2 separate regions of the Homo sapiens genome follow, and region 2 is linked to region 1. Evidence: chromatin contacts called from ENCODE Hi-C or POLR2A ChIA-PET data. All regions are on one chromosome and are shown on one strand. The core of a region is the stretch at or near the end of the contact, and the rest is flanking DNA. Distances in the headings are between cores, read along the strand shown. Region 1 holds the start of DHPS (deoxyhypusine synthase). Region 2 holds the start of LYL1 (LYL1 basic helix-loop-helix family member).

What was found. A loop is a pair of places that touch in the nucleus more often than their neighbours do. ChIA-PET counts read pairs that join two places held with the same protein, here RNA polymerase II (POLR2A). Pooled maps may share reads with other maps.
Region 2: a loop to region 1 is called in a map with no recorded cell type, with 6 times the contacts of the local background. The contact joins the promoter of LYL1 here to the promoter of DHPS in region 1. A Hi-C loop is called at or near these places in 1 of 37 single-sample maps with no recorded cell type and 6 of 50 pooled maps. POLR2A ChIA-PET finds 5 or more read pairs at or near these places in 2 of 52 experiments (T-cell and naive thymus-derived CD8-positive, alpha-beta T cell).

The regions. Positions count from the first base shown.
Region 1 is chr19:12,679,260-12,686,224 of GRCh38, reverse strand. It overlaps DHPS (deoxyhypusine synthase), which reads left to right and starts at 4,345. Exons shown (of 9, transcript NM_001930.4): 1 at 4,345-4,665; 2 at 5,900-6,064; 3 at 6,303-6,424; 4 at 6,506-6,602; 5 at 6,682-6,768. The coding sequence starts at 4,459. RefSeq lists enhancers at 2,602-3,124, 3,648-4,170, 4,236-4,530, 4,171-4,694 and cis regulatory regions at 4,054-4,588, 4,614-5,114.
Region 2 is chr19:13,101,419-13,108,383 of GRCh38, reverse strand. LYL1 (LYL1 basic helix-loop-helix family member) reads left to right here and starts at 5,526. Exons shown (of 4, transcript NM_005583.5): 1 at 5,526-5,853. TRMT1 (tRNA methyltransferase 1) reads left to right here. Exons shown (of 17, transcript NM_001136035.4): 13 at 525-633; 14 at 734-810; 15 at 2,778-2,897; 16 at 2,988-3,117; 17 at 3,303-3,477. The coding sequence ends at 3,449. LOC105372282 (a long non-coding RNA gene) reads right to left here and starts at 3,968. Exons shown (of 2, transcript XR_001753871.2): 1 at 3,740-3,968; 2 at 3,478-3,576. RefSeq lists silencers at 2,344-2,423, 5,144-5,753, enhancers at 3,784-3,843, 3,755-4,049, 3,984-4,063 and cis regulatory regions at 3,473-4,053, 4,853-5,773.

The DNA.
Region 1 (6,965 bases), core at 3,096-5,595:
CAAAAAAGAGCTTGGTGGGTTCCAGGAATAGCAAAGAGGTCTGTGTAGCTGGAGAGGAGAGAGGGAGGGAGGGCCAGCATGGTGGGAGATGGCAGCAGGGAGGTTGAGAGGTGCCCTTTAAGGCCACTGTGAAAAGCTTGGATTTTACTCCCAGGGGGAAGCTACCATTAGGAGGTTTTAACAGTGACATGTTTGATTTATGGTTAAAGAGCTGTGGCATGCACCTGTAGTCCCAGCTACTGGGGAGGCTGAAGTGGGAGGATCACTTGAGGCCAGGAGGTCGAAGCTGCAGTGAGGTGTGATTGTCCCACTGCACTCCAGCCCTGGTGACAGAGTGAGACCCTGCATCAAAAAAAAAAGCTCAGCGGCTGGGCACGGTGGCTCATGCCTGTAATCCCAGCACTTTGGGAGGCTGAGGTGGGCGGATCACGAGGTCAGGAGATCAAGACCATCCTGGCTAACATGGTGAAACCCCGTCTCTACTAAAAATACAAAAAATTAGCTGGGCGTGTGGCGGGCGCCTGTAGTCCCAGCTACTTGGGAGGCTGAGGCAGGAGACTGGCGTGAACCCGGGAGGTGGAGCTTGTAGTGAGCCGAAATCACACCACTACACTCCAGCCTGGGCGACAGAGCAAGACTCCGTCTCAAAAAAAAAAAAAAAAAAAAAAAAGCTCTCTGATTTTAGCTGTTAGGTGGGAGATGGGTTGGAGGATACCAAAGCCAGCTTGCAGGCTATGGGGATAAAGAAAACACCTGGATTTCGGACCTACTTTATAGGTAGAGGTTGGCAGACATGCTGAGAAGGATGGATGTGGGGTGTGAGAAAAGGGGAGACAGCAAGCTGCGCTCCTCATTTTTAATTTTTATTTATCTATTTTTGAGACGGAGTTTCGCTCTGTTGCCCAGGCTGGAGTGCAGTGGCACCATCTCAGCTCACTGCAACCTCCACCTCCCGGGTTCAAGTGATTCTCCTGCCTCAGCCTCCTGAGTAGCTGGGATTATGGGTGTGCGCCACCACACCCGGCTAATTTTTGTATTTTTTAGTAGAGACGGGGTTTCGCCATGTTGTCCAGGCTGGTCTCTAACTCCTAACCTCAGGTGATCTGCCCTCCTTGGCATCCCAAAGTGCTGGGATTACAGGTGTGAGCCACCGCGCCCAGCCCCAATCCCTATTTTTCAGTCTAGTGGATGAGTGGAGGGTGGGGCCGTTTGCTGAGATGCAGAAAGATCAGGGATAGGTGGAGAGGGAGCTGAGGGGGCAACTTTGAGGTCCAAGCGAGGATGTCAAGGAGGATGTCTGTCTCCTCCAACAAGGTAGGCTCATTCCAGCCTCACGGCTTTTGCTGTTCTGTCTTCCCATGTGCAGGAAATGGCCTCTCTGCATCTTCACATACGGGGATTTTCTCAGCCTTCTGGCTTTGGCTCAAATCTCACCTCCTTGGCGTCCTTCACCCATCCCTCCAACTAAAATCCCGAACTCCTCCACCTAAAGACTCAAATTATCCTGTTTAAATCCTGATTGCGCTGGGCGCGGTGGCTCACACCTGTAATCCCAGCACTTTGGGAGGCCGAGGCAGGCAGATCACCTGAGGTCAGGAGTTCGAGACTAGCCTGACCAACATAGTGAAACCCCATCTCTACTAAAAATACAAGAATTAGCCGGGCGTGATGGCTCATGCCTGTAATCCCAGCTACTCGGGAGGCTGAGGCAGGAGAATTGCTTGAAACTGGGAGGCAGAGGTTGCGATGAGTGGAGATCGCGCCATTGCACTCCAGCCTGGGCAACAAGAGCGAAACTCTGTCTCCAAAAAAAACAAAAAACAAAAAAGGCCTGATAGCACTCACCACTATTGTTAACTTTCTATCTTCCCAATCAGATTGTGGGCTCCAGTAGGGCAGGGTCCACATCTTGGTCTTGTTCACCACTAAATCCTTAGTGCCTAGCACGGAGCCCACCATAGAGAATAGACTACATGAATTGTAGAGTGAGTGAATAATCCTGTTGGCCGTATGCACTGTTAGGAGGGTGTGTTTGAGATACAGATGACACCCAGGGTCTCACATTCTTGCAGGAGGGAAAGAGACGTCAGCCCTGGGTCCCAGAAGAGGCCACTGACCCAGTGGGAGTTCAGGGAAGGCTTCCCAGAGGAGGTGGAGGTGACAGCTGCAGCTATAAGGGAAGGAAGAACAGAGCGTTATGCAGCATGTGAAGGCTTTGGAGACTTGTGAGGGCACGAACCGGGCTCACTATCCCATTAGACAAAAGTGGCTGAGGAAGGATGAAACTGTGTCTAACTCTGCCTGGTGACCGAAATCTTGTCCATGGGTGACGCTTAAGAAGTGACCCTCGGCCGGGCGCAGTGGCTCACGCCTGTAATCCTGGCACTTTGGGAGGCCAAGGCGGGCGGGTCACGAGTTCAGGAGATCGAGACCATCCTGGCTAACACGGTGAAACCCCATCTCTACTAAAAACAGAAAAAATTAGCCGGGTGTGGTGGCGGGCACCTGTAGTCCCAGTTACTCGGGAGGCTGAGGCAGGAGAATGGCATGAACCTGGGAGGCAGAGCTTGCAGTGAGCCGAGATTGCGCCACTGCACTCCAGCCTGGGCGACAGAGCGAGACTCTGTCTCAAAAAAAAAAAAAAAAAAAAAAGTGACCCTCATAAAAAAATTAGCTGGGCACGATGGTGCACACTAGTCGGAATGCTGGGGTGGGAGGATGACCTGAGTCCGGGAGTCAGAGGTTGCAGTGGGCCGAGATCGCGTCACAGCACTCCAGCCTGGCGACAGAGTGAGACCCTATCAAAAAATAGCAGCAGGCCAGGCGCGGTGGCTCATGCCTGTAATCCCAGCACTTTGGGAGGCTGAGGCGGGCGGATCACGAGGTCAGGAGATCGAGACTACCCTGGCTAACACGGTGAAACCCCGTCTCTACTAAAAATACAAAATATTAGCCGGGCGTGGTGGCCGGCGCCTGTAGTCCCAGTTACTGGGGAGGCTGAGGCAGAAGAATGGCGTGAACCTGGGAGGCGGAGGTTGCAGTGAGCCGAGATCGTGCCACTGCACTCCAGCCTGGGAGACAGCGCAAGACTCTAGCTCAAACAAACAAACAAACAAAACAGCAACAACAACAACAAAACCATCCTCCCCTCCCGAGGGGACAGAACAGAAACGAATGGGCGAGTGCCGGGCCAAGCAGTGGGTCTCCAGCAGGTGGCATTAAAATAGGAATTTTGGCTGGGGACGGTGGCTCACACCTGTAATCTCAGCACTTTGGAAAGCCCAGGCGGGCGGTCACCTGAGGGCAGAACCAGCCTCGCCAACATGGTGAAATGCCATCTCTACTAAAAATAAAAAATTAGCCAGGCCTGGTGGTGGGTGTCTGTAATCCCAGCAACTCGGGAGGCTGAGGCAGGAGAATCGCTTGAACCAGGGGGGCAGAGGTTGCAATGAGTCAAGATTGCACCACCGCACTCCAGCCTGCGTAACAAGAGCGTGTAACTCTTGTCTCAAAAATAAATTAAATAAATAAATAATAAAAATAAAAAAGAATCTTCATTCATGGGAAGTCGAGAACACATGAAAACAAGTAAAGGCCGAAGCGCAGTGGCTCACGCCTGTAATCCCAGCACTTTGGGAGGCTGAGGCGGGCGGATAACCTGAGGTCGGAAGTTCGAGACCAGCCTGACCAACAGGGAGAAACCCCGCCTCTACTAAAAATACAAAATTAGCCGGGCATGGCGGTGCATGCCAGTAGTCCCAGCTACTCGGGAGGCTGAGGCAGGAGAATCGCTTGAACCCGGAATGTGGAGGTTGTGGTGAGCTGAGATCGGGCAATTGCACTCCAGCCTGGGCAACAAGAGCGAAACCCTGTATCAAAAAAAAAAAAAAGAAAAAAAAAGGAAGAAAAGGCCTAAAGGCGCCGGGCGCGGTGGGTCACGCCTGTAATCCCAGCACTTTGGGAGGCCGAGGCGGGCGAATCACGAGGTCAGGAGATCGAGACCAGGTGAAACCCCGTCTCTACTAAAAATACAAAAAAATTAGCCGGGCGTGGTGGTGGGCGCCTGTAGTCCCAGCTACTCGGGAGGCTGAGGCAGGAGAACAGCGTGAACCCGGAAAGCGGAGCTGGCAGTGAGCTGAGATCGCGCCACTGCACTCCAGCCTGGGTGACAGAGCGAGACTCCGTCTCAAAAAAAAAAAAAAAAAAAAAAAGAAAGAAAGGGCCTAAAGGCTCCTCGCGGCTTCCGTATTACGGAACACACGCACAAAAATGGCGGCGACCTGGTTTACAGGGGCTAAAAATGGTCACGTGATAAACCAACTTCCGGTCTTTCGCCCAAAGCACGTTCCCTACTTCCTGTGCTCTTGCGGAGACGCGCGCGTCGGGGTTTAACGCGTTTCTGGGCCGCCGTAAGCCCGGCCTAGGGGCAGCTTTGACTCGAGAGCCGGCTATAGGCGCATGGAAGGTTCCCTGGAACGGGAGGCGCCAGCGGGGGCGCTGGCCGCCGTGCTAAAGCACAGCTCGACGTTGCCGCCCGAAAGCACCCAGGTCCGGGGCTACGACTTCAACCGCGGTGTGAATTACCGCGCACTGCTGGAGGCCTTCGGCACCACCGGCTTCCAAGCAACCAACTTCGGGCGCGCTGTACAGCAAGTCAATGCCATGGTGAGGACCGGGCGGAATTTCTAGGGACGCGGAGGGGCGTGGCTTGTAGAACCAACGCGGTACTAGACGGGGGCAGCGTTTCCAGTGGAGGGGATATGTCTTTTATTTGAGTTGCCCAATAGTTGGAGGAAGGCGGGACCTATTCTGGGCGGGAGTTTCTGTCCTGGGAAGGGGATTTTGCACTCTGGTAGTTACATGCTGGTACGGTAACCTGAGGAGGCGAGGACTGATTCTTGGTGTGGGGGCGGGTTCTAGGTACATTTAAAGCTTTCTGGAATGGGCGGAGCCTGGGGCAAGACAAATTAAGGGAGGATATGGGAGGAGGAGCCTAAGTCTGGGCGGTTCTTGAATTTAGATTTGCTTTTCCCAGCGGGGAAGGGACCGGATCTGAAAGGAGATGCTCTCTGATTCCTAAAAGGGTGGGGGCTGGCTGGGCGCGGTGGCGCATGCCTATAATCCCAGCATTTTGGGAAGCCGAGGCGGGTGGATCAAGAGAAGAGGAGTTCGAGACAAGCCTGGCCAACATGGTGAAACCCTGTCTCTACTAAAATGCAAAAAATTAGCCGGGCATGGTGTTGCGCGCCTGTAGTCCCAGCTACTCGGGAGGCTGAGGCAGGAGAATCGCTTGAACCCGCGAGGTGGAGGTTGCAGTGAGCTGAGATTGCGCCACTGCACTCCAGCCTGGTGACAGAGCGATACTCTGTCTCAAAAAAAAAAAAAAAAAAAGGCCGGGCACGGTGGCTCATGCCTGTAATCTCAGCATTTTGGGAGGCCGAGGCGGGCGGATCACCTGAGGTCGGGAGTTCGAGACCAGCCTGACCAACATGGAGAAACCCCGTCTCTACTAAAATGCAAAAAATTAGCCGGGCATGGTGGTGCGCGCCTGTAGTCCCAGCTACTCGGGAGGCTGAGGCAGGAGAATCGCTTGAACCCGGGAGGTGGAGCTTGCAGTGAGCCGAGATCGCGCCATTGCACTCTAGCCTGGGTAACAAGAGTGAAACTCCGTCCAAAAAAAAAAAAAAAAGGGTGGGGGCAAATCCTGAACGTGTGTCTTGAGATCTGGTCTGGGAAGGGGCAGAGTTTACACAGGAGATGTTCCTTGGTCCCCTGTAGAACTGGTCCTGTATCCCTGAATGTGCAGGGCCTGGGGTGAAATCTGTTTCTGGAGCCCACCTGGAGTCCTGAGTCTGGGATTTAAGGCCAGTGCTTAACTTGACTTGGCCCTTACTCACAGATCGAGAAGAAGCTGGAACCACTGTCACAGGATGAAGACCAGCACGCGGACCTGACCCAGAGCCGCCGCCCACTTACCAGCTGCACCATTTTCCTGGGATATACATCCAACCTCATCAGTTCAGGCATCCGTGAGACCATTCGCTACCTTGTGCAGCACAACATGGTGGGGACCTGGTGAGGCCGTGGCCTTGGCCTCTGGGTCAATGGGCAATGCAGTTATTGATCGTTTAAGTGAGATGGGCAGATAGGGGTCTGTTATAAGCAGAGGAATAGAATCAAGTTTTGTTTTGTAGCAGAGCTCCCTCATAAGAGTCACTGGACAAGGATGAGGTTAGAAGTTCTGCCCAGAATGAGGGCAGGGGCTTCCTTCTTGGGCCAAATTCACTGCCTTGTGGCTGCAGGTGGACGTATTGGTGACCACAGCTGGCGGCGTGGAGGAAGACCTCATCAAGTGCCTGGCGCCCACATACTTGGGCGAGTTTAGCCTCAGGGGGAAGGAGCTCCGGGAGAACGGGATCAATAGGTGAGAACCCTGAGTGGTGTTGGGCAGGGGAGCTGGACCAAGGGTCCTGGGGCCTGATGCCTACATGCCTCCTGTTCTCAGGATCGGAAACCTGCTGGTGCCCAATGAGAATTACTGCAAGTTTGAGGACTGGCTGATGCCCATTCTGGACCAGATGGTGATGGAGCAGAACACAGAGGTGGGGCTGGGGCAACCTGGAGGGGCCAGTTCAGTGGGAGTCAGGGGAGGCATGGCCTGAAGGTCACATCCTCTCCTAGGGTGTAAAGTGGACGCCTTCTAAGATGATCGCCCGGCTGGGCAAGGAGATCAACAACCCAGAGTCCGTGTATTACTGGGCCCAGAAGGTGAGGACCTAAGCGGGAGCAAAGTAGCCAGACTTTGGCATGTGTTAACTTATTTCATCTTTCCAGCCTCCTGGGGATTCAGTACTGTTATTCTCAGCATCCTCACTCTTAGATGAGGAGACTCAAACACAGATAGGCGTGGTAATTTTTTTTTTTTTTGAGACAGGATCTTGCTCTGTCACCTAGGCTGGAGTGCA
Region 2 (6,965 bases), core at 4,277-6,776, 420 kb before region 1:
GAGAGGCAGAGGCTGCAGTGAGCCAAGATTGCATCATTGCACACCAGCCTGAGCGACAGAGTGAGACTCCACCTCAAAAAAATAATAAATAAGAAGGCCAGGCACGGTGGCTCACTCCTGTAATCCCAGCACTTTGGGAGGCTGAGGCGGGCGGATCACAAGGTTAAGAGATCGAGACCATCCTGGCCAACATGGTGAAACCCTGTCTCTACTAAAAATACAAAAATTAGCTGGGCGTGGTGGCACATGCCTATAGTCCCAGCTATTCGGGAGGCTGAGGCAGGAGAATCGCTTAAACCCAGGAGGCGGAGGCTGTGGTGAGCCAAGATTGCGCCATTGCACTCCAGCCTGAGCGACAGAGCGAGACTCCATCTCAAAAAAAAAAAAAAAAAAAAAAAGAAAAGAAAAGAAATGAACTCTGTAGCCATGAGCCCTTGCCGAAGGTAGTCTTACCTACGCTGGTCAGCTTGGGCTTTGGGGTCAAGGAGTCCGGCATCTCCCTCATAATCCCTGCTGTTCCCCAGGTCGGCCCTCCTCCACGCTGACTTCCGGGTCTCACTCTCCCACGCCTGTAAGAACGCTGTGAAGACGGATGCCCCTGCCTCTGCCCTCTGGGACATCATGCGTTGCTGGGTGAGGGCAGGGCTGACCTCATGCAGGTGGGAGGGCAGGTGGTGGTCACCTGGAGGTCCCTTGGGCCTAGTATTCCCTAACCTCTGACCTCTGCCCCCAGGAGAAGGAATGTCCGGTGAAACGGGAGCGACTATCAGAGACTAGCCCAGCGTTCCGCATTCTCAGTGTGGAGCCCAGGTAGGGGCAAGCACATGCAGGAGCGGCCAGGGCTGCCCACAGACATGGAAGCACATGTGTGTGCAGACAACACAGATGCTGCCCCACACAGACTCGTGCCCATTCTTCAAGTGAGATTCAAAATCTGCTGACTGGGGCTGGGTAGGTGGCTCACGCCTGTAATCCCAGCACTTTGGGAGGCTGAGGCAGGTGGATCACCTGAGGTCAGGAGTTCAAGACCAGCCTGGCCAACATGGTGGAACCCCATCTCTACTAAAAATACAAAAATTAGCTGGGCATGGTGTGGTGGTGGGTGCCTGTAATCCCAGCTACTCAGGAGGCTGAGACAGGAGAATCGCTTGAACCTGGGAGGCAGAGGTTGCGGTGAGTCTAGATCGCGCCATTGCACTCCAGCCTGGGCGACAGAGCGAGACTCCATCTCAAAAAGAATAAAAAAATAGCTGGGTGCGGTGGCTCATGCCTGTAGTCCCAGCACTTTGGGAGGCCGAGGCAGGCGGATCACGAGATCAGGAGATTGAGACCATCCTGGCTAACACAGTGAAACCCTGTCTCTACTAAAAATACAAAAAAAAAAAAAAAAAAATTAGCCGGGCGTGGTGGCAGGTGCCTGTAGTCCCAGCTACTCGGGAGGCTGAGACAGGAGAATGGCGTGAACCCCGGGGGGCAGAGCTTGCAGTGAGCCGAGATAGCGCCACTGCACTCCAGCCTGGGTGACAGAGTAAGACTCCGTCTCAAATAAATAAATAAATAAATAAATAAAAATAAAAATAACTAAATCTGCTGACTGGGCTGGGCGTAGTGGCTCACACCTGTAATCCCAGCACTTTGGGAGGCCAAGACAGGCAGATCACCTGAGGTCAGGAGTTCAAGACCAGCCTGGCCAACATGACGAAACCCTGTCTCTACTAAAAATACAAAAAAAAAAAAAAAATTAGCCAGGTGTGGTGGCACATGCCTGTAGTCCCAGCTACTCGGGAGGCTGAGGCAGGTGAATCGCTTGAACCTGAGGCAGAGTTTGTAGTGAGCCGAGATCGCACCACTGCACTCCAGCCTGGGCGACAGAGTGAGACTCCATCCCAAAAGAAAAGAAAATTAGCATTACCAGCATACCAGGGGTAACTTTTTGTCCATTTTGTTCACTGTCTATTCCCAGCACTGAGAACAATGCAGGCACACAGTCGTTAAATAAAAATGTTTATTAAGGCCAGGCATGGTGGCTCATTCCTATAATCCCAGTGCTTTGGGGGCCAAGGCGGGAAGATCGCTTGAGCCCAGGAATGAAACCAGCCTGGGCAACACAGTAATTAAGACTCCATCTCTACCAGAAAACTAAAAAAATTAGCTGGGCATGGTGGTACCTGCCTGTCGTCCCAGCTACTCAGGAGCTTGAGGCGGAGGCAGGAGGGTTGCTCAAGCCCAGGAGTTCCAGACTGCAGCTTTGATGGCGATCGCACCACTGCACTCCAGCCTGGGCAGCAGAGTGAGACCCTGTATCTTTATTTTATTTTTTTTTAGACAGAGGCTCACTCTCTTGCCCAGGCTGGAGTGCAGTGGTGCGATTTCAGCTCACTGCAACCTCCGCCTCCCAGGTTCAAGCGATTCTCCTGCCTCAGCGTCCCGAGTAGCTGGTATCACAGGCACCCGGCACCACGCCTGGCTAATTTTTGTATTTTTAGTGGAGATGGGGTTTCACCATGTTGGCCAGGCTGGTCTCGAACTCCTGACCTCAGGTGATCCACCCGCCTCAGCCTCCCAAAATGCTGGGATTTACAGGCATGAGCCACCGTGCCTGGCCGAGACCCCATCTCTTTAAAAAAACCAAAAATGTTTATTAGATGAATGAGAGAATCCTGACATGAGCAGACACCTCGTGCTGTGTTGTGGAGGCGGACAGGCCCTGTGGGGAGTGGGGACACACTCGTGTGGCAGCTTCCCCCAGCCCCAACGCCCCACCCCTGCTTCCCTAGGCTGCAGGCCAACTTCACCATCCGGGAAGATGCCAACCCCAGCTCCCGACAGCGAGGACTCAAGCGCTTCCAGGCTAACCCGGAGGCCAACTGGGGTCCCCGGCCTCGTGCCCGGCCAGGGTGAGTGGTGGTAAGGTGGGGGTGGGGCTCAGCCAGGGAAAGAAGGGGTAAAGGGCAGATGGGGTCCCACCTACTCCTCCCCTCGCACAGGGGCAAGGCGGCCGACGAAGCTATGGAGGAGAGACGCAGGCTGCTTCAGAACAAGCGGAAGGAGCCGCCGGAAGATGTGGCCCAGCGGGCTGCCCGGCTCAAGACATTTCCTTGCAAGAGGTTTAAGGAGGTGAGGTCCCTCCTCCCTTTCCTCCACTGCAGGACACATGAGTCTCCCCTTTGGGCAACAGGGAGAGAATTGGGGGAGCTGGGGCCAGGCAAGTGTTTGGGAGTGGGCTTCCCATCCCAGGAAAGGATCCCATCAGGGGCTGCTGAGCTCCGGGCAGGGGTTCACACCCACCATCTTCCCACCAGGGCACCTGTCAACGCGGGGACCAGTGCTGCTACTCCCACAGCCCCCCGACACCCAGGGTTTCTGCTGATGCTGCCCCTGACTGTCCAGAGACCTCCAACCAGACCCCCCCTGGACCTGGGGCTGCCGCTGGGCCAGGCATAGACTGAACCAATAAAGAGATGTCACGTCACCTTCTCCCGATTGCCTGTGGTTTGTGTATTGGTCCATACAGCTGCATGACTGGGATCTGTTCCTCTGGGGATCGTTCGCCCCTGCCTGGCTGGAGTGTTGAGTCTGTATGGGAGGTAGGAGCTGACCATCTGCACAGTGGTCGGCCCCTCTGCAGCGAGGGTCACTGAGCCACCCCAGAGCCGGAGCCAGCGATTCCCGAAGCGGCCACGGGGCGGCAGCTGTGCGCTCGCTCCCGCGGGGGTTCTGCCCCTCTTCCCCCTCCCACCTTCAGCGCTCTCCAGGCCACGGGCTTGCGCATAGTGGGGCGCTCCTGCCCGGTAGCCCCCACGTGTCTTCGCGCCGCTGCCTCCTCGCCGCCTGGTTTCTTTGGCCCAGCTCTCCAGGGGCCACAGTGGCGGAAGCTGGACCGGAACCAGGCGCCCTGTGCATCCGCTCCAGACCAGGTGCTTCCTGCCCTGAGGCCCGGGGCGAGGGGGGCGTGCACACAAAGAGGGACCTCGCAGGCTGCTGCCCAGACACCCAGTGAGGGGGAGCTGTACCCCTCCCTGCCCTCCAGAGTGGGGTTTAGTAACGTTAACGAAGAGTCCTGGGGCAGGATCCCCTCTCTGGCTCCTGCTCCCTTCATCCCCATCTGTAATGAGGCTAATCTTAGGACCCTCCTTGTAGCGATATCAGAGTTAGCGCTTAATTTTTTTTTTTTTTTTTTTTTTTTTGAGGCAAGGTCTAGGTGTGTGGCCCAGGCTGGAGTGCAGTGGCGCAATATTGGCTCACTGCAGCCTCCACCTCCCAGGCTCACGCCATCCTCCCACCTCAGCCTCCAGAGTAGCAGGGACTACAGGCACGCACCACCACAACCAGCTAATTTTTGTATTTTTTGTAGAGATGGGGTTTTGCCATGTTTCCCAGGCTGGTCTCAAACTCATGAGCCCAAGCAATCCGCCAGCCTCAGCCTCCCAAAGTGCTGGGATGACAGGCATGAGCCACCAAGCCCGGCCTTTACTGCATAAAACTTTAGTTCCTGCTTCTTTGGAGGAAAGCAATGGAGGTGTTGATCGTGGGGTCCTGGGCTCCACCCCATTCCTGGGCGGGGGGGGGGGGGGGTTGGTAGTCCTGCTGCTGGGTGCCTGCCTGCCTGGGGGCTCTTGCAGTTGCCCAGATACACAGACGGGCCAAAGCATGAGTATCACAAGTGGGTGGCAGTCTGGTAGCTGCTGCTGCCTGGCTGTGCCCAGAGCCTCTCCCTGTGGGAGGCTCCAGTAGGGTCTTGAGGTTTACCACCAAGCCAGGATAACTGCCCCCCATGAAGGGGCCGGGTGCTGTGGGGTGAGGGCCATGGACCACCAAGTTGGAGTTATGTGATCCTGTAGCCAAGAGGCCTATAGTTGTGGGGACCTGTTGGGCATCTACTGGAAGGTCACACCAGCCCCAGCACCCTAGGAAATCCAACTTCCCCACCCCACCCCTGACAGCCATGGCTCTTCCTCTCACCCTCCTGGGCTTGGAAATGTGTGGATACTGTGCTGAGGGCTTGGGACACCTGCCCAGGCTGGACACCCAAGGCCAGACTGTTAGAACTGTTCCCCTTTGGGTGCCCCACTCCCGGGTAGGGGTGGTGGAGAGGAGGGAAGGGCCTCTGTAAAAAGAGGAACCAGGCTGGGTGAGGAGAGGAGGTGGGGGCCCAGGGTCACGCGGCCCCAACGGGCCGGAAAGGGCTCTCCCTCACCCCCATCAGCACAGACATTCGGGCAGGGAGTGTGCAAAGCCAAAGGGCAGACTCGGACATAAGAGGAGGCAGCTTCCCTGCCTCAGTTTACCCCCTGCGTGCATCCAGGCACCTCCCTCCCCGGCTGCCCTGGGGCCCGGGTCCCCAGAGGCCCGGGGTCCCTACAGTGGCTGGGGGAGCGGAAGGCGAAGCCCTGAGGGGTGGCGGACCGAGTCCTGCCAGCGCCGGCTGGGGGCGGGGCCGGGAGGCCCGCGCTGCTAGGTCCCCGCCCGCTGGTTTCCTCCGGGGTCAGCCAGGCTCCTTATCAGGCGCGGCCAGGCAGCCTGGCCCTTATCTGCACTGGGCCAGCATCCTCCGGCCGCTGCGCCGCCAGGGGTGAGAGGGAGGAAACCGGGCCGCCGGGGGCGGGGAGAAGGCGGGCCGGCCCGGGAGCCGCTCACTTTCCCTGGGGGGGACCTACGCGGAGACCTCGGCTATCCTGGCCTTCCGAGGCCCACGAGGAGGCGCGGCCCAACGCCGGGGCCTGGAGCATTGAGGCCGGACCCTCGCGAGACAGCAGAGCCTGGCCTGACGCTGGAAACCACACCCTGGCCCAGACTGCCAGCCCTGACGGGACAGAGCCAGGGCACTCACCAGGCTGCAAGAACAGTGCTGGGGTAAGAGGGGAGCGGGCCTAAAGGTGGAGGATCCCGGGCCTGGGACCCAGCCTGCATTCCTTTGTTCATTCCTTCATTCATTCATTCACCAGCAGGGACCCACTAGTGAGGGGCCAGGCCTGCTTCCCCAGGGCCTAGCTGAGGAAGACAGGGCAGAGGGGCCAACAGTCTCACACCTTGCTGGGACATCCTGGACTCTGGAACCAAGAGCAAACAGGGATGTCAAAACAGTATGCAAAACTGTGGATGATCGCGGGGCATTGTGGTGCATGCCTGTAATCCCAGCACTTTGGGAGGCTGAGGCAGGAGGATCACTTGAGCCCAGGAGTTCCAGACCACCCTGGACAACAGAGTGAGAACCTGCCTCTACAAAAAAAATTTTTTTTTTTAAATTAGCCGGGCATGGTGGCACATGCCTGTACTCTCAGCTACTCAGGAGGCTGAGACAGGAGGATGGCTCGAGCCCAGGAATTTGAGGCTGCAGTGCACTATGATTGCACCACTGCACTCCAGCCTGGACAACAGAGGGAGACCCTGTCTCTAAAAAAATAAACAAATTTTAAAAAGCGTGGATGCTGATGAGGATGGGGGCTTCCAAGCCAGAGGGAGGGTTGGGGCATGACTGGACTGGACTGGGCAGTGGGGTCAGTGTTTGGGGGTCTAGGGTCAGCATTTGAGGTCATAGTGTCAGTAGTGGGGTCACAGGGTTGCTATGGGGGATGTTTGCAGTGGGAGTGGGGGTCACTCAAGCAATTATGGAGCACTTTCAGGGACAGCAATGGGAAGAACCGCAGGGTCATTCTTGAGGTGCAGAGGGTCAGCCTGGGTGGGGGCTGGGGGCCTTCCGTGAAGGGTCAGAGTCCATCTTGGAGGGATTCCAAGCTCACATGGCATCAATGAGTTAATGAGGAGTCTCTGGGTTGGATCTTTAGATCTGAGGATAACAGGGTTAATCTTGGGGTTTCTGGGGATCCCAGGATCAGTTAGGGGCTCCCTGTCTTGTTCCCTCTCCAGGCTGCAGAGGTGAGGGAATTCTGGAAGAAGGAATATTTGCTCAGAGGCTGGGCAACAGCGCCCCTCCTGGGTCACAAAGAGCTCAGGGACAGTGCGCT